Regions from separate parts of the Homo sapiens genome. Here all the other regions are linked to region 1. The links are chromatin loops, found by intact Hi-C in ENCODE. Cell type or tissue: endothelial cell of umbilical vein. All regions are shown on one strand.

Evidence for each region. Hi-C counts contacts between places; a loop is a spot of excess contacts. Peaks named below come from ENCODE experiments on the same cell type or tissue, not always from the same donor. Only the 100,000 strongest peaks of a DNase experiment are listed, where the experiment ranks them.
Region 2: a loop joins it to region 1, with 11 times the contacts of the local background. A loop is called at or near these places in 5 of 110 quality-filtered maps.
Region 3: a loop joins it to region 1, with 10 times the contacts of the local background. A loop is called at or near these places in 2 of 110 quality-filtered maps.
Region 4: a loop joins it to region 1, with 4 times the contacts of the local background. A loop is called at or near these places in 3 of 110 quality-filtered maps.

What each region holds. Positions count from the first base shown.
Region 1 is chr5:57,839,888-57,844,887 of GRCh38, forward strand. No RefSeq gene overlaps it. Among named protein-coding and RNA genes, the nearest start is that of LINC02225, 57 kb to the right of the region's middle. In endothelial cell of umbilical vein, no CTCF peak of the experiment used is centred here; DNase peaks (open chromatin) are centred at 2,054 and 4,754; H3K27ac peaks cover 2,956 bases.
Region 2 is chr5:58,450,319-58,455,318 of GRCh38, forward strand. PLK2 (polo like kinase 2) reads right to left here. Exons shown (of 14, transcript NM_006622.4): 12 at 4,967-5,000; 13 at 4,593-4,703; 14 at 3,664-4,456. The coding sequence ends at 4,265. Among named protein-coding and RNA genes, the nearest start is that of PLK2, 7.3 kb to the right of the region's middle. RefSeq lists an enhancer at 1-87. In endothelial cell of umbilical vein, no CTCF peak of the experiment used is centred here; DNase peaks (open chromatin) are centred at 823, 1,653 and 2,473; H3K4me3 peaks cover 1,160 bases; H3K27ac peaks cover 319 bases.
Region 3 is chr5:58,238,965-58,243,964 of GRCh38, forward strand. No RefSeq gene overlaps it. Among named protein-coding and RNA genes, the nearest start is that of LINC02101, 120 kb to the left of the region's middle. In endothelial cell of umbilical vein, no CTCF peak of the experiment used is centred here; DNase peaks (open chromatin) are centred at 897, 1,527 and 2,637; H3K27ac peaks cover 3,557 bases.
Region 4 is chr5:57,648,245-57,653,244 of GRCh38, forward strand. LOC101928505 (a long non-coding RNA gene) reads left to right here and starts at 2,416. Exons shown (of 3, transcript NR_104668.1): 1 at 2,416-2,515. In endothelial cell of umbilical vein, a CTCF peak has its summit at 2,247 (motif pointing right); a DNase peak (open chromatin) is centred at 2,217.

The DNA of each region.
Region 1 (5,000 bases):
CAACACCCTACTTTCAAGGCACCTCCTGCCTGAACTCCTGAGCCCTCTGAGATTCTGAAGTGCAAATAAGCCTTCTTCATGATTTCATTCACTGCAGAGACTCCATGTTTGCCAAATTGGTTACTTCAAGTCAGTCCATTGCTTTCCATATATGTATATATAATCTTGTTTTCTCTTTTATCTTTTCCTTTGCTTTCTTTGCCCTAGGGTTTAAAAAGTTTTAATTTATTTACTGAAATTTTAATGTGTTACTGGAGTAAAGCACATATGTTTCAATCTTCCACATTTAATCCAAGTCCCAAATACTCTTTTGAAATTCTAGCTAATAATACTATATACCGTTATGAATCTTTTTTTTATAGAGGAATAAATCAAGACTAGGAGAAGTTAACTTGCCCAAGGTTGTGCAAATAGTAAGTGATGATTCCACTTGCTAATAAAAGTCTTGTTAGTTTCTTTCCAGCACACTGCCTTTTACTGTAAGGCACAGTTCCCGTTTTAAAGAGTTTATAGTTTTTGTGGGGAGGTAAAACTTGTGCACAGATGTAAGAATACAATACATTAAATGTCAAGAAAAAGAAAAATGGCCCAATGTGCAATGGGAATTCAGAGAAAAGAGAAATGTTTTCCTACCCATTTCTTTGTGTCTGAAATGCCACTTGGCATGAACTACACGTCTTTCAGTTCTGTAGGAACATTTCTTCATACCGAAATCTTATTTTAAGGGATAAAACCTCTATTCTTCAGCCAGTTGGAATTTGACAGTATTCCATGAAGTAACTGGAGAGGAGTGGGCAATAATATGAATTCTCAAATGACAACAACCCTTAAGGTGATATTTTAGAAAAAAAGAGTAAGATTTTTCAATACATGTCTATGAGTATATTTGACTTTAAAGACATTCAAGAGAGAATTTTTGCCTGTATTTTTTTTCCACTGATAATACATAGTCCTTGATCTTGTTACATATGAAGTGTATGTCTGTATCTCTCTGTCAAATATTCAAATATGGTTTATGATCATATCTACATCTGTCCAGACTTGAGGTTTTTTTTTTTTTCATGGCTAGCTAGGACTACTATCACTCATGCCACTTACACTCTGTGAATCCAAAGCACTATCTCCATTTGCATCCCAGAAGGCAGAATCACATCGTGGATTGGGGAACAGTCTCTATAGCCAATTGGACCGTGCTCCACTCCAGGGTCTCCCTTTACCTTCTTGCCATGTGATGTTGAGCTATTTCACTAAACCTCTCCCTTCATGTCTTATATTTCTTATCTGTAAAATGGGGATAATGGTGGAATCTAGGTCATAGTGTTTTATGAAGGTTAATAGATAAAATCAATGTGATGCACTTAGAATAGTGTCTGGTACACAGAAAATACTATATGATCATCATTTCTTCTTCTAGGAACGTCAGGCAGAAGCAATCTCTAAGGGTCACTTATGCATCAGGTTCTATTTTGTTTGCTGTAGGAGAAGTTTTTTCAATCATATGTTCGTTATTTTATCTTGAAACCATTTATTGAGTGCCTGCAGATACAATGGATTGCAAAATTAGACATGTCACTGCCTTCCTAGAATCCTGAGCATAGTGAAGAGACAGTCATGGCTCAACTAATTATACAAATAAATGTAAGATTACAACCATGGTAAGTGCTAGGAAAGACAGGCTTCATGACTCCTTATTACATTTGAATACACAGAGTTTAGTGCCTAACAGAGCAAAATTGTGTGTTTCTTGAAGAATCCAAGTGCTTTAATGCCAAAGAAGGGAAGGGCTGCTCAGTGCAGAAACTGAGAACATCCTGAGAAACTAATTAAAACCTTCCTATTTGATGACACCCATAGGATGGGAATCGCTTCCTCTCTCGACTTTCCTTGACACAACTTGCTCAGGAGGAATGCAAAGGATGGGTGGGATCTTCCCCAGCATGAGAGTGAAAGGAAGCCACATACCAAAGAGATGACGGTGGCACAAGAAATGCTGCAGCTGCTAATTCCACCTCCACCCTGTGGGACAACTGCTTAGCAATATTTCAAAGGCAAAAACAAAGTACAGGAAAAAAGAAAAAAAATGGATTTAACAACTTCCTTGACTGGAGGTCTGGATAAGAGTGGAGCACATTTTAAAGTGGACTTTATGGCAGAAATACATGTGGCTTTACAGACATCTGTGCCTGGGATTCACAGAGCCCAAGTGTACATTTGTACATGAAGCACAATCAGCTATTCAAGGCATTTGGCAAGAAACTGGAATATTGATGCCATTTCAATATAATACGTGTTCATCTCCTGTGCATCACTAATGCCAGTTTTACCAGAAAGCTGTAGCTGAGAATTCCATCCAGAATTCTTTCTGCCATTCTTCATTACCAGTGCTTGAAAGGGCAGTGTCCTCCTGCTGAACTTTTAAATTGTTAATTTCAGAAAAATACATTCCCTTTCAGTTTTATGTAACACACGAAGAGAAAATGAGTTTAAGAGTGGAGACAGAGTGTCATATATCAATGGCTGGGAAACAAAATTTAAAGAGAATGAACTCAAGAGATCTACAGCATAAAGACTATAGTTAATAACAATGTTTTACATACTTAAAAATTAATAAGAGAATCAATTTGAAGTGTGTTCACCACAAAAAAATGATAGGTATGTGAGGTAATGCATATGTTGATTAGCTTGATATAGCCATTCCACAATATATACGTATTTCAAAACATCATGTTGTACATATAAATATAGTTTTTATTTTGCAATTTAAAAAATTGTTCTCATTTGACCTTTGTACTTCCCTGACTATATTTCTGTGTCTCTATATCCCATTTATCTGCTTGTCTGTCTATCTTCACCTCATTCACTTTCTCTTCCTTCAAGCTTTCACATTGCATGTCATTGTTTGATGGCTCTGCAGTCAGGATGGACAATTAAGAGACTGTTTCCCGAACATCCACTATGAGTTGGGTAGGAATGTCTTTGAACTCATGAAAATTGCCATCTGGAAGTGAAGACAAATATGAGACATACTTAAAAGTGTGATGAGTGTCAAGAAAAGAAATACATAGGATACTCTGGAATCAAATAGCGATAGTAACAGTAATAACAACTAAGGTTAATTCCATGCTCACTATGTACCCAGGCACTCTTCTCAGTGATTTATATGTATTATTAATTTTAATGTACATATCACATCCATGAGGTAATGTACTATCACTTTCCATTTTATAGATGTGAAAATTAAAGCCCAGAGGGATTAAATACTTAAGTATTTTTCCAAGGCTGCCCAGATAGAAAGCGGTGCACTGTGATTTGAACCATGTGGTTTGGCTACTGCGCCTCTGTGCACTCTAAGTACACTCTTATACACAAGAGAATTTAGCTTGATCTGCCTGGAGAAAGTGTACTACAGTTTAAAATAATATTAATACATTTTGGGGATTTATTTGAGTACTCCTTTAATAAATGTGAGCAAATATTTTTCTCTTTAAAAATTAAGGTAGATTGAAAATAAACATAAAATGCCTCTAAATGTAAAGTAGTGGGATCCTGGGAAAAAATGGCTATGAAGGAAACGCTAGTGCAATTCACATAAAGTGAGGCATAATGCATCAATATCGGTTTCTCAGTTGTGACAAATATACAATTGTAAGATGTTAACAACAGGGGAAAATGGGTAAGGAATACACAGGGGTTCTCTGTATTATAATATCTTTGTAACTTTTCTGTAAATCTAAAACTCTTCTGAAATTAAAAATTTACTTAATCAAAAAAGAAACGAAAAGAAAATATCTGCTAGACTGATCAACCCCCATTAAGCATGTATTAGTTGCAAACTAAACAGTTCTCTAGAAAAGGCAACTCCTCTTTGGCACGTTCTCTCTGCTACTCAGGCAGGCAGCACGGCAGCATCTTCAGCATCTCACAGGGCATCTGTGCCCATTTGTTTCTTGGCCTCTTACCTGGTCAGGCCACGCAGATCATACATTTTTGCAACACCATCCTCTTTAACCTGTATATCAATGTACTCAGCATCATTTCCTTGCCCTTTTCCTGTTCAGTAGAAACTGGTAGCCCTTGTCCTGATTCCACCCAATAAAATAGTATCTTAACAACTTTGCTCCTTTGGATCTTTAAGTGGTGTATTCTTAATCCAGTACTGATACCTGGGCCATCAGATTTGGCCCTGTCCTGCAGGGTTTCGCTCATTCTGTGGAAGCTGCCAGTCTGAAGCCTGGGAGACCTAGACCATGAATGGTTCCTGTGGAAATCAAGCACCCACAGAGACTTCTCTGGCTCACACGGGCGGCGTTTTTGAGTATTTTAAAAAAGAATTTAAGAACTGACAGTCTCTCCAATACGGCAAATAACTTCCTATGGAAGAGGGAGAAGCCAGGTAGATGAGGAATCAAAACAACACACTTCAGTTCAGTAATTTGCAAAAGAGTGAGGCCAACTTTAGTTAGGGAGTAAGGTTTATCTCCACAAAGTTCCAATGACTCTGCCTTCTAATAGAGTCATTCTAATATTTCTCAAATGCATCCCCTCCTGTGTCAGTCAGGGTCCAACCAGGAAATGAAAAATCTCTTCAAATATTTTAAAAGAGAGAATTTATAGAGCAGATTGTTGTACAGGTGATGGAAAAGGTGAGAAGCCAAATAGGAGACAATGAGACAACTCAATGTTAGTAACAGCAGGAAGCTACAATCAACTCCGGGCTGGAGAAACAAAGGGAGGAAATGGGGTTCCCAGAGCCCAGGGGTGGGATCCTTGGGCAGAAGCCAGAACTGTGGCATATGTGCAGGGAGGCAGCTAGAGGCAAGAAGAGAATACAATGGCTGCTGGAGGTGTCACCTGAGGCCTAGACAGAGGATGAAATGCGTTGATTTTTTTTCTTCTTTCTTCCCAATCTCCTTCCAGTAAATACCGCTGGCCAAATCTAATAAAAAACTACCTGACATAGAAACCCAGTAAAGATAGTCCAGAGAAATCAGTCCCCCTTC
Region 2 (5,000 bases), 610 kb after region 1:
TCTTGCTGCCTAGCTAACTATAGCTCTTAGCAATTATGTCACTTTGGTATTTAAGAGAAGGAGAAGGTAGAAATGGTAGAAAATTCGTGGAAGAGAAAAACTAAGAAAGAAAGGTAGGCAGTTAATATGCTGGTTAAGGCTCAGATTCATTCTCTGCCCTTCTTCTGCTTTATTTTGCAATATTACAATGACCCTAACAACTGTATTTCCAAGGCTATTTTTTTCGACTGCCTTTCAGCTCATTTGGTCAATGGGAGATTGGAGGCCAAGAGGAAGAAAGAATTCAAAATATTTTGTCCCCCTTTTTTCTCACCCAAAAAGGCACAGGGGTCATCTCAAGCAGTGATGACATTTGTCCCATGATCTCAAAATCCTGGTAAGCAGTGACCATCATGATTCTAGTTTCTGCCAGAAGACTCAGTTCTGGGCTCTGGTAACATGACGTTTTCTCTGGGTCTCTCTAGCCATTGGGAGAGTAGTGCCTTCCTGCTGCAGTGAATCTCTGGGTTGCCTCACCACCGAGTTCTTCCATCATCTGTATAACCAACAATCTCCATTAGATTCCTTCTCTCTGAAAGTCCCAAAATGATCCCAACTGGATCACGACTTACACAGAACTGAAGACTCGATCACAACTTACACAGAACTGAAAGTGGGAGAAACAAGAATGAGACAGTTTTTTTTTTTCTAGATAATTACGGTCCCTGCCATTACAGATGTGGAAAGAGGCAGAAAAAAAAACAGAACAAGAACAGGAAGAAATACTTATTGAGTACCTTTGTTGTGCAAGTGTTTTATTATCGTTTTATCTTCACAGATGAGAAAACAGAAGCTTAGAGAGATTAGGTATTTACTAATGATCGCATTATTAACATGTGGTTGCACAGAAATTTGGACTCAAGATTTGACTCCAAAGCTTTTCCACTGGAGTATGATTTCCCTAGCTGACATGAGATTACATTCAGAAATAGTTCTTGAAGGCTTGATGGGACTAAGAGATAAAAGTCGTAAATGTTAAATAACCTAAGATCAAGTTCACTGTCATGGCCACACCAAGTTTAGTTGAGGGTATCTGTTATTTTATTTTTTAAGAAACAGGGTCTCCCTCTGTCACCCAGACTAGAGTGCAGTGGCATGGTCATAGCTTATTGCAACCTCAAACATCTGGGCTCAAGCGACACTCCTGCCTCAGCCTCCCCCATAGCCGAGACATGCAACAAAACTATTAAATCTTTAGAATTTGTGAGGGCTAATGGAGAAACGTTCCTGGGGATCAAAGGTGTTCATTAAAGAAATCTATTATTTTACAGTTGTTTTTTGTGGAATTCAGGGTACCCTTATTTGGAAGGGTAATTTATTTGGGAATTTTTTATTCTCCTTCTCCCATGGCAAAGATTTATCAACACTGTTATGTTTTATGGAGATGTCCTCTGTACTCCTCCCCCAGAAATGCAGTTGGGTAGAAGGGGTGACAGAAATCCATCCTTATGTGTTCTCATCCACTCCCATGATGTTTTCCAAAACTTAGTTACTTCCAAATGTTGCTTTCTCTTGAGATGTAGACCTGCATATCCACTGTTTACTGGACCTATGTGGGCATCCTCATACAAATCTGATTAGATATGTCTAAAACTCACTATATTTTTCCATCAAGCTCTTCCTTCCATATTCCTAATTTACTATAGTTAATGGCCCAAGAATGCAACCCGTCCCCCACTGACTGCCTCAGCCAATCCTTCTGCACCTCATCTACTTTCTTAGGCACCACATTCAACCGGGCTCTAGATCCTGTTAAAATCAACTTTCTAAGTTCCTCCAAAATCAATCTTCATTTACTCATTCGATAGTTGACTGTCCAGTACCAGATCTGGTGCTCAGTACTGGGAACGTTGAAATGAATCAGGAGGGCCAAATGAGGTACTGCCTAGCTCTTCTTTTGCTCCTTTTCATTGTCTCAGGTCCCTTCTCACCTGAGTCACAGCATTAATTTCTTTACTGTTTGGGCCGTTTCCATCTTGTTCCCCACCCCGTCTCCTCTTCTCCCAGAATAAATTTTAGGAATCTGAAGTACTATGTCACTTTCCTCCTTGAAATTTCTCAGTAGTTTGGCATAGCCTTCAAAATGCAGCCTAAAAGCCATGGGTTGCACCATTCATGTCTTCCAGCCTTTTCCTATAATACTTCAGATTGCACACCCACTTCTGTGAACTCTTTCATCCCCCGGGCTTCTATACGTGCTATTCCCACTGCTTATAACACTCTTCCCTATCGCATATTTCTATTTAACCCCCACTCATCTTTCAAACACAGTAAAAACAAATTTCTTTTCTGGAATCTATTCACTGAGCCCAGCCCATGCCTGGGGCTTCTTCCTCATGATTCCTGCTGAGTTCCCACAACACCCAGTACATACCTTTATCGTAAAATCACACCACTTGTCACACTAATAGGTAAATGCACTGTCTCCTCCACTCCATTGTGACTTCCTTGAGGGCAGGGGGGCCTCGGGTTCACTCTGTGTCTCCAATGCCAGGCCCTGGATGTGGCACACAGCAGATGCTGAGTACATATAAGAATGGGTAAGTGTGTATTTTGAAATCATGAGGTAGTATACAATCTTCCACTGTGAAACTCAAAAGGAAGGAACATTTTCTGTTTGGAAACTATTGTTTCTTCTCTGCTTATAAAAATACAACTGAATTTGTATACATGGCCAGAGAACTCCAGCCAGCAGGAGTTAATCTAGGAGTTGTGAAATACTCATAACATATTCCCTGGATTTGGCTTTTATTAATACAATATACCAAGTGGAGTTTTAACAATTTTAGAAAAATGTAAAAGTGCAACTAGCATCTCTATACTATGCTGTACAGGACCACAATGTAAACACAGCCTTAACAAACCAAAGCACTTCTTTTCATAGGACAGTATTTTCCTTATAGTGGGATTACAATTGAACAAAAAATATTTACATCTTATGCAGATGCCTGTAAGTTCAGAGTAACAGGATGAGCAGCTTTCCTTTACTACACCTGTCAAAGAGTAGATCCCACTGAAAAAGAAAACCTCAAATTTACCTCTTAATTTAATAGATTAAAAGATGGACCCCAAACCACAACTTGGTTCCCATACCACTCCTCAACTACCATGCACCAGAAGGAAAATAAAATGACTTATTCACAAAGTATTTCTCACTACTGGAATTATGTGCTAGTACTGCCAGTGGCACTGGAAGTGTTTAGGCAGGTTTATGCTGAGTAATATGTTTAGGTGGTGCATGTATTCTAATTCAGAGTTTTGCCCATATTAAGATAAACTTCCTGTACCTATTGACACTGAATAACAGAGATCTATTTAATCTGGCTTCACCTCCAAGCTAAACAAGTTTTGAAGAAATACTACAGAGAGAAATTGGGTTTGGATTTTGTAGGAGGCTTATATTTTGGTTGTAAGAAGAATGGTGTTCTTAAGCTAGATCTACTCTGAAAGTTTATGATTGTACTTCAGGTATTAGACTTCCTAGAAACTGTAGTTAGAAAAAATTAAAGATCTAACTCTCTAGTATGCTTCTATACTCAGTGGCTTCTTGGCACTGCTTGGCACGATCTTATCAAAAAATGTAACGATGTGGTGAAGAGTTCTACTAAAGACAGGAGACCATTATTTCTGCGTTTTCATACTCTTTATTGCCAACGGTTTAAAATGGTCAACATAAAAAAAAAGACATTTTGATAATAAATACTGCTCTTTGGGCTGTAATAAATAAAAAGTTTATTAACAAGGAATGCACTTTTCCAGCCACAAGTATCTTCAAAAATTAATGAAAAAAAATTATATATGGCCATAGTTCACAGTTACGCAGCCAAAAGCTGCTCCAATTACAGCCTTTAAACAACATGGGAGCTTCCTCCCTTCTCCCTCCCCTTCAGGAAGTATATTCACAGTTCCAAAGTCCTCTGGCTGAAATGCTCTCAACAGAGAGAATTTAAGAATCAATGCACCTTTCTGCAAAATTGTCTGAAAAACCTTTTAAAACAGGTATCTCAAGGAAAACTGCATTCTGGTTCACTCTTGGATTGTCCAAAGTCAAGAACTGTATGCCTTAGCCTGTTCTGGTTCCAACCAGTCCAGCAGGCCACAGGGGAATTGTTTTCGTACCACCACATGTCCATCTTCTTCAACATACTCTAGATCATTCTTTTGGCTTCCCTGTAGATCTCACAGTGGAAAAGAGGAGTCCCATAGGGTCCATTCGAAAAGTCTTTCAGTTACATCTTTGTAAGAGCATGTTCAGGGCATATTCCATTCGATTTTTTAATTCTGATGAACAGCCAGACATCAGCAGAGTTGTCAGCCTGAAAGTTGTAGATATCCTATCCTCATTGATGTAGGTGAGAAGGTATTCTTCATTTTGGCTACAGATGATGATTTTTGTATGATCATGGTAGAAATTCACCTTAAAAAATAAACATAGACATTAGATCTCTCAAAATATTCGAGAATTAGAAAAGTTCAGTCAATCACTAAACTGTCTAGGTACAAATCTTTCTGTTTAGGACCTAAACGTGCACTTTCCTGAAGAGTTCATTTACCTGAAAGGTGCCATCATTAAAGAGCATCATTAGGGCCTTATCAGATTTTAGCCACTGAAGGAGGTAGAGCCGAGGTCTTCGAATATCAGTAACACTAGGCAGATCTCCACCCTGGAAGAGATTAGGAGAGTGAGTTAGTGCCTACAAAGATTTTGTAGCATGCACTCTATTATTATTCTAAGAAAATCCTCTCAAACTTAAGCAAGCATCAGAATGGCTTTGGAAATCCCTGCCTCCACCTCCCGGAGATTCTGATTCAGTACACCAACGGTAGGTCAGGAGAATCTGTTTCTAACAAGCTTCAAAGTGATGCAGACACTACTGCTTTGTGGCCTACACTTCAAATGTCACCACTCTAAAGCCACAGTACTTACATCCATGAGGTTCTCCTCCATGTAATGAGAAAAG
Region 3 (5,000 bases), 400 kb after region 1:
AGAATATTTCCTTCCTCATAGGTTTGTGATGAGACTTTAATGAGATAAGGTAACAGGCTTACATAGTGCCTGGTGCAAAGTGTGAACTTCATAAACAATAGTTGATATTATTATTACATAAACAGTTTCCACCAAAGAAGAAGGCTGGCCCTACCCATAAGTAACATTCAAAACATTCTGTAAACTACAGGTGGAACCTGGTTACGTTGTGCTGTTAAGCAAGTGTTTGTTTATAGTCAGGTTTGTTTTTGTCAAGATATGACTTTATTTCTTAAAAAAAGTGATATGATTAATAGAAATGACTCAAAAGGTTTGCAAGAGTACTAATCAGAAGGAAGACACTTTGAATCTATTTTACTCAAACAGCAAAGTATGAAAATGAGTTTTAGGAACAGAAAGTCTTTCTTCCCCCACCCACAACTGTCACAACTCCACCCAACAATGGTCTTAAGGTTTAAGTCCAAAACAATGCCTAGCTTTCTATTTTTCTCTCCTACAAGGGCTGAATAATTTACCTTCCCAATTATTTCTATAGGATGTATAATTATAAAGATTATTTTGACAGACATGTCTGACCTAAAGCTTTGTTTCTACTCTACTTGAGTTGCAGCAGGTGAACCATGAGAACCTACAAATCAGGCAAGACTTGAGTTTTACAAGTTCTTTGTACAGGGATGGAACAAAGGTTATGATCAGCAAGAAATGCATTGTTTCTTGAACGTGAAGGTGTTCTGAATCTTTCCATGGGGATGCGTTTCAGGATTATCAACAGAGAAAATAATCTCCAACTGTTGTTGTTTGGGGGATTTTCTCTTCTGGGATAACTCTTCTGAAAGCACCTGCTGGGTGACTTGGTAGAAAAGGTCATGAGAAAGTAAACAATTTGACAGCCATTTCCTGAGCCATCTGATCTTATCCTTGAAGATGGATCACATTCTCCAGCAGAACCTGTTATAAATAGCAGTCAGTAGTGGCTGGGTGCTACTAACAAGGCTTAGCACAGGATTGACAGTTTTGATCCCCACTGTGGACTCTTCCCAGGAGCCAGTTCCTACCTTAGGCATTAATGGATCACATATTGTCGCACACGCTCCACCACCCCCATCTCTAGCCGATCTTTTGCTTCTCTCAACCAGCAAAGATTCTCTTGAGCTTGTTTTTCTATTGATTGTATTGCAGAAAACAATAAATAGGCTTTCTATTGTATTTACTATAATTTTTAAAAATTACATATTATCCCATTTGATAGTGTGCATTCTTCACTATTTGAGACTCACTGGCTCAGAGATTTTAGACTGACTTCAGAGATACGATTCTTTCATTCCATAGAAGACCCAAGGACCAAGTTTGTTTAAGAAGACTGTTTCCGTCTCAGGTTCAGCATCAAAGGATCTGAACCTTCAGGATGGAAGGCAAACCCATATGCAGCTTTCTCTGATCAAAATAATGTTTCCTGCAATCACCAGCCATCACGAAGGCATGACAAAGCCTAAAAGAATCAACATGAACCGGAAGTTTCTATCTGAATCATCCACTTGGCATTATGTTTCAGAAAATGCTAAAGGATTGTTTTTAAAGTGATATTTGATAGTGATATGATAGGCATGATTTTGTTTCTTCCTTCAATAATATGCTCCAAGAAAATATCTAATGTTTATGTAATAGAAGTATTTAAATTTTGTATAAGCATGAGCAAGCATGGCTAAATATTACTCAACAAGAATTTTTAAACACATACCATGTGCCATGCACCATTCAGAAGGGTGGAAGGTCTTACCTTCATGTAGACACAGTCTTGTAGAAAAACTTAACTGAGGAAAATTGTAATAAACCAAGAAGAATCCTTGTTGACAATATTTTAGATGCAAAATCAAAGCTGTGGGGTTATAAGAATCTGAGATTTTATTGGAAATAGATAAAAGTTTTTCTGAATTAGCTTCATTTGGATTAAAATCCTATTAGAGATTTAGTGGCTGGCAAAGTATTTCTGGGCCTTAATTTCATCATTGTTAAAATAAGAGGTTAGATGAAGTATCAGCTTCCTTCCAGTTCTACTATTCTAGGTCTATTATTATATATTTTCAAAATTTATAAAACAAAGTACATTATTTGACAATAAATTTTGTTGTTTCTCTAAAAAGTGCACATATATATACATATATATGTGTATATATGTATATATATTGTATATGTGTGTATATATATGTGTATATATATATATATATGTGCACTTTTTAGAGAAATAACACAATTTATTGTCTCCATATACAATATAAGAAGCACCTTGTATACGATAGTATCTTTTAGTTGGTGGTATCCTAATTGTCGTGATGACATGTTGTCTTTATTCCTCTTATAAGGATGTTGAGGAAGGTCAGTACAGTTGTCAACAATAAACACATGTTGAATATCCACCATGTATATAGCATTGAAATCAATACAGGTTTAGAAGATGGTATTAAGGAGAGCAAATGGTGTCCCTGTGTCTGAGACCCAGCAATTCTGTTGCTCTTGCATAGAAGAGCAAGGTTGGACCTGAGTTGGGCTCTGCCTGACCAGTGAAGGAAGACGAGGGAGACTCCACCCTCTGACCTTATCCGCTGCCTTCAACCTCTGAGAACGGTTATTCCCAGTCCTATTGTTTGGTACTTCCTGATCCTGCTTGCTCCCTCTGACTCACCAAACATGAAATCATAGCTAAGAAAGCTTCAAAGAGACCCTGGATAGCCCTAGACACACACTGTTTAAATGATAAAATGGTGTCAACCATTAACACTATAAACAAAATCATGTGTTTATCATGACAGCTGCACTGTGTAAAGACCTGCCCCTCAAATAAAGCCTGAGTCCTTTAAGCTGCTTCCCAAGGTCTTCTCAATCTAGACCCACACATTTCTTCAATGTGTACAAACTTAATGCTCTAATAATTAATTCCTCATAGTTATCATTCTGTGGCATGCTTATTCTTAACTGTTTTCTTTACACCTACAGTTGCATATGCCCATATGCCTTTATTTTTCTACTCCACCTGACAAAGCCTTCTTCTGTGAAGCCTAGCTAAAGTGTCAACTTATCTGTAAAGCCTCTCCCGATAACTTTGGATAAGTTAGTCATGTCCTCTCTCTTACTAGGTGTTCGTATTTCCACCATAGTTATTGTGATTCTCTGCTGACATGTTTCTCTTTATCACCAGATTTCAAGCTCTTTAAGGGAAAAGGCTGTGTTTTATTTATCTCTGGATCCCTAGAATTTTATGGTTCCTGAGGGTCAAAGTTTGTTTAATAAATGAATGTATTCTGACTTCTTCCTCAAAGCAGAGAAGCCTTTAGTATGGGCATGTATTAGTCTGTTCTCATGCTGCTAATAAAGACATACCCGAGACTCAGTAATTTATAAAAGAAAGAGGTTTAATTGACTCACAGTTTAGCATGGGGAGGCCTCAAGAAACTTACAATCATGGCAGAAGAGGAAGCAAACATGTCCTTCTTAACATGGTGGCAGCAAGGAGAAGTGCAGAGCAAAAGTAGGGGGGTTGAGGGGGTGGGGGAGTGGGGAAGCCCCTTATAAAACCTGCAGATCCTGTAAGAACTCACTCACTATCACAAGAACAGCATGGAGGTAACCAACCCCATGATTCAGTTATCTCCCACCAGGTCCCTCCACAATTATGGGGACTACAGTTCAAGAGAGATTTGGGGTGAGGACATAGCCAAATCGTATCAAGGCACATGTAATTGAGTGGAAGGTGAAGAAAATAACAGGGGTTAGGGAGGGCAGTGAGCCTGAGCAGTCACCTTGAGCCAAACTGGAGTGGTGTAGAGGGCCCCTAAAACTGCAGCCAGACAGAGAGAGAGGCCAGGAAGCAAATCCCAACTCACTGTTCTTTCCATTTGTTCATAAAAATTGAATAATATGGAAGGAGTCCAAGTTGATATCTTTACATAATGTGTTTTGTTTCTCCAATAAACATTGGAGGAAGATTGGGCATGATAGAATAATCAAATAAGCTGAGGAGTTGCCCAGGCCCACTTCTGAGGAGATAAGTTTTTAATCCTTTAATAGACCACAAATGAAATTAAAAATTAAAAAATAAATCCAAACAAAAATTGAAGTCTTCTTCATCTACCTAGCTGGTTCCAAAGTTAGAAAAGATGTACAGGAGAACAGCTAGAATAATTCATTCATCTTTTCAGGCTTTTACTGAACTTCATAGGAAAAAGTGAGGAGGAAGAGAAAGTGTATTATTTAAAATGATTAACATTAGTTGCTGTAACAAACATCCCTTACATTTCAATGGCTTGACACAGTAAGTCTGATTTCTCCCTTCATACCAAGAACTACAAGTCAATATCCAACCAGCAGCACATGACTGATGATAGGGAAAGGTTTAGTGTACAAGCCTGGAAATGGTGCACATCAATTCCTTCACATCCCACTGTCCAGAAAGCAACAAAAAGCCTCCCTCTTTCATCGAGGGGCTGCTTACTGTGGTTTAGCTATTTCTAAGAAGAGAAGAAACCAGCATTCTATCACAGAATGGAAGTAAAAAGAAAGATAAAAGGCAAAGGAAAAATAAAATAAAGGGAGAAATTTTGAAAAACATTTAGGAAAAAATTGTACTCTCTGGCTTCTCTTATATAGAACACCCCTTACCATAGATTATCATACAGCTGAAGAATAGAAGACATATATGAGACATCTATACATATACACATGTACATATATGCCCCATTCAGCTGTGTAACTGTGTGTGTGTGTGTGTGTGTGTGTGTGTGTGTGTGTAGGTGTGGGAGAGATGAGGTCCAGGGTGTAAAATAATGAAAAAAGATATTTAAAAGTATATATTAAAATCTATTTCTACTAACTATGTACTTTCCTTCTAGCAAACTTGGTTTCTTGTAATACTCAAGTCTTTGAGACTTGCACTGTGTACACCACCTCACAGAGATCATTTTCTTTCATGGTTCTTTAGTTTGGGCATGTGTTGTTTCTTTTGCCTA
Region 4 (5,000 bases), 190 kb before region 1:
TTGTTTCCAAGTTTTGAACTCCTTAAAACATTTCTTGTAGGACTGGTCTAGTGGTGATGAATTAGTTTAGCATTTGCTTGTCTGGGAAATATTTTATTTCTCTTTCTTTTATAAAGCTTAAATTTAGGAGGATACAAAATTTGTGGTTGACAGTTTTTGTCTTTAGGAAGTCTGAAAATAGGACCCCAATCTATAGTGGCTTGTAAAGGTTCTGCTGAGAAGTTTACTGTTAATCTGAAGGGATTTCCTTTATAGGTGATTAGATGCTTTTTTCTTGATGATTTTAGAAGTTTTTCCTTCATATTGACTTTAGAGGCCCTGATGACTATATGCCTTGGTGAAGTCCATCTTGCAATGCATTTTCCTAGAGTTCTCTGAGCTTGTATCTGGATGTCTAAATCTGTCTCTCTCTCTTTTTTAGGTTTTGGGCTCTTTATCTTGCATTCAAAATTGATGATGAGAAATATCTATGAATGGCAGTAACCTGAAGAGGCATAAATGACAAGGAGTTGATCAACCCTGAGTTTTCTGATTTTCATTATGTAAAGTAGCATAAAAAGTATTTTTTTTTACTTTTATTTTAAGTTTAGAGGTACATGTGCAGACTTGTTACATAGATAAACTAAACTTGTGACATGGGGCTTTGTTGTGCAGATTATTTTATCTCCCAGGTATTAAGCCTAGTGCCCATTATTTATTTTTCCTGATCCTCTCCCTCCTCTCACCCTCCATCATCTAATGGGCCCCAGTGTGTGTTGTTCCCCTCCATTTGTCAATGTGTTCTCATCACTTAGCTCCCAATTATAAGTGAGAACATGTGGTATTTAGTTTTCTGTTCCTGTGTTAGTTTGTTAAGGTTAATGGCCTCCAGCTCCATCCACATCCCTGCAAAGAACATGATCTGAGTTTTTTTTATGGTTGCATAGTATTCCATGGTGTATATGTACATCATGAAGCTGAATTTAGCAGAATACAAAATTTGTGGCTGACAAGTTTTTTTTACACTTTTTTAACAAATCTAATCTATCATTGGTGGGCATTTAGGTTGATTTCATGTCTTTGCTATTGTGAATAGTGTTTCAAAGAACTTTTATGTGCATGTGTCTTTATAATAAAATGATTTATAGTCCTTTGGGTATATACCCAGTAATGGGATTGCTGGGTCAAATGGTATTTCTGTCTTTAGGACTTTGAAAAATTACCATACTGTTTTCCACAATGGTTGAACTAATTTACACTCCCATTAACAGTCTATAAGCGTTCCTTTTTCTCCACAACCTCTCCAGAAATGGATGTCTAAATTTCTACCAAGCCTAAGGAAATCTTCCTTAATTATTTACTCAAATAAGTTTTCCAAACTTTTAACTTTCTCTACATCTCCCTCAGAAATAGCTATGACTTGTGCATTTGGTTGTCTTACATCATTCCATACTCCTCAAAGGCTTTGTTCATTTATGAAATTCTGTTTTCTTTATTATTGTCTGACTGGGCTAATTCAAAAGATCTGTCTTTGAAATTCTTTTTTCTGCTTGGTCTAGTCTATTATTAAAGCTTTCAACTATATTTTGTAATTCAATGAATTCTTCATTTCTAGATGTTCTTTGTGTGTGTGTTTTGTTTTAATGTCTACCTCTTCAGCAATTTTTTCATTGATGTCTTGAATTGTTTTTCTAATTTCTTTGTGTTGGTTTTCAATTTTCTTTTGTATCTCATTGAGCTTATTTAAAATCAATATTTTGAATTATTTATCTGGTATTTCAAAGATTTCCTTTGGATTAGAATCCATTGCTAGAGAGTTAATGTGATTCACTGGGGTGTTTTAACACTCTGTTTTTTCATATTACCAGAATTTTTCCTCTGGTTCCTTTTCATCTAGATAAACTATCTCTTCTTCTCTCTTTCTTTTTTTTGAATTTACTTTCGTTTGGAAAGGAATTTTTTTCCTCCTTGAGGATGTGACTATGCTGTATGCTGTGTATGGTTATTTTACTTTGGTTCTGGATGCTTTCAGTGGCAAGGATTCTATGTGTGTTCCATGGTTATAGATAGCTTTTGTGTGGTGGCTTTCTCAAATGCTGGTTGTAGCTACATACTGGGTGGGTTTGTGAGCAGGTTCACTGCCTCCTTGGGTATCAGGATAGAGGAAGTCTCAGGAATCTTAGCTCATTCCTCACTGTTGTGCGCTTGTGTCAGCAGGTTTTGTATTACACTGTGCAGTTCAATCTCCAGGCCAGTAGGTGGCATTTACAGGTAACAGCTGACTATCTGCAGAAGCAGATGGGCATATACTTGATCTTTGTTTACTGAGAGAAGCTCTCTTTTGCTTCAGCCAATGGGCTGTTCTGTGGACCACCCACAAAGCTGGGTGGAGCTGGACTGTCAAGCTCAACTTTGACCTCAGATATCCCAACGGTAAACACGAGCACCAGACCTGACTGGGTGGTTGAGGGAGCTCCTGGTGAAATGTGCTGAGGCTTCTGCTGAGGTTTCTACCTCAGCTCCACGGCCTGGCCAGGTAGGAATGCAATTCACCTTCCTGTCATGTTTCTGTCCTGGCACTCCAGACATTCGGGTCAGACAGACCTCACTATCTCCAAGCTGCAGTGAATCTGAGAGCCATGAAAGGTACCTGCTCTGTGATTCTCTACCAATGTGGTTATGGTGTGGAACTTCTTTTCTCAGCCCAAAACGTAAAACTTTGAGGCTCTCCTCTTCTCTGCTTCAGGAATGCTGCTGCTCTATGTAGAGAGTGGGAAGGGCCCTGCCATTTTGCAAGCCTGGGCCTGGTAAGCACACTGCCAATGGGGTACATCCACCCCTAACAGTCCTAGAATGACCATCCACCAGCATGCCTATGTCAGTCTCCTATGCGTGCAGCCATGGCTGTTTCTGCAGTAGTTGTGGGGAGGGTAGAAAAAAGAGGTCTCCCTCTCCACAGCCATGCTCAAGCACTGGGGCCATATGGCCACTGGGGTGGAACATATTCCTTTCCCACAGAGCTGAGCATGGCATCTTTGTCTCTGCTGGAAGAGACACAGTCAACTTTACCGCATAAGTGGAAGCTCTCAAGCACAGGAAAGAATGTGCTCTGGTTTCCTTTGCCCCAGGGAAGAGGTACTTCCTTGGTGGGCTGCACTCTCTCTTCCCTTAGGAGCAGCACTCCCTGAGACCTGGGCCATGGGCATTCTGCAGCTTCTCTAGGTCCAGTCAGGCCTGTGTGGCTGTCACAATCCCAGCTGGTGCTGGGGAATGTCTGTGGGAGATCTGGCAATGTGGAGACACAAGGGCTGAGGTTACCTGGGCAGAAAACAGTCTCACAATGGGTATGCAGCAAATATGGCACCTGCTACCACAGCTTGGGTCCAGGAACAGGGTGAGTGACTGTGTGCAAGTTGGTAGTCTGGTGTGATGTCCTCAAAAAGTTACCAAATCACCACCCATACTAGTGCTTGGGCTCATGAAAGCAGAGGAGACCTCTAAAGTTTGGAAACCAGCAGTCTGCTGCAAGGGTGAAGGGAGCCAAGAACATTTACCTTTTTGATGAAATACCAAGTCCCTCAGGAGGGTTTGATCTCAGCCAGCCTTTTGCTTCTGTCTTTTTCTGTATGGTAGCTTCTTCCTGTGAGTTCTCCAATAGTTCCGGCACCCTCTCTTTAATATTCTATGTGAGTTTTGATTATTTACCTCTACGTTCCATTCTTCTTTCTGAGGAGAACTTACATGTGACCTCTCTAGTCAGCCATCTTGAAATTTATAAAACCTGAATTTTAGTTTTTTATATTATGGAAAGGTAATATGTTTATAGAAATGTTTTGATGTGTAGAATAATATCTATAGATGTAAGTAAAGGATATTTAAAAGGAGTTTTTTTCTATGTGACTGTACCCAATTTGTCTGAGAAGGCAGCAGAGGGCAAGTACTTTCCCATCCAGCACATGCTGTGAGATCACCTGTGCAGGATGTTCAAGTGCAGTAGAGAAGGGCTGATTTTATGACATTTATCTCAATATGCACTTTGAGCATAAGAAGGATTGATATTTAAACAGAGGATTTTCTGTGTACTGGGAGTCTGCCCTCACTCCCAACACCGGAAAAGTGCTGGGTGCTTCACTCTCACTTCAATCTAGTGTAAAGTGCTGCAAGGTAACCAATCAGGAATCTTGATGTGTTCCTGGATTTGGAGGGACACAGTAGTTTACTGTCTGTGTACTATGGAAGATAATCTTGAAATGAAATATTGGCTGAAGCCATGTATGAAGGTGGGGAAAGAGCTAAGGCTGCACTTTCACCATTTGGCATGAAGGGGGTACTTTCCCATGGGCCTGATGTGAAAGCTGGAGCCTCTGAAATGAATTCTGCAAAGGCAAGGGGGCCCTGGAAGTATGAGAATGTGGGGTTGGTTGCAGAGGCAGGAGCTGATGAGGAGTAGCAATTGGTCAGCTAAAGAAGATACATCAGGGACCTCTGAAGAATTCACAATCATATGCTCAAGAAAAAAGTCAGCTTTGGTCACACCACCAAGAGCATCAACACTGAGCAAATCAAGCAGGTCTTTTCCTGCTTTCTTTTCTTTTGTTTCTCTCCCCTTGCAATCCTGCGGATTTGGGTATAAGGTAGAGAGAAGCTGACAGAGAAACAAGATGTCTGCTTTCTTTGTTTTCCACTGTAAGTTTCCGAAGGAGGCCCAATCTGGAGTAGGGAGAAATAGTCAACTTAAAATGACTTGTGGAATTTTAACTATTACAAGAACCTGTTTGAATTAGTGAAATGAGACAGTTCTTGCAAGTAGAAATGACTATAGAATTTTTAATTGTTCAACAAACAGAGAAAATCTTTTGGGCTCCTTAACATTTCATCCAGGGGCAGGGAAAAAAACCTAGCCACACCCCATAGAGCAGGTATTATGGGCTGGCATTGAGATGGAAAGAATTACAATGCTCGATGACTTTATTTTTTAAAGACAGGTTTACCCATGATTATTGTGTAAATACAGTTGCAAT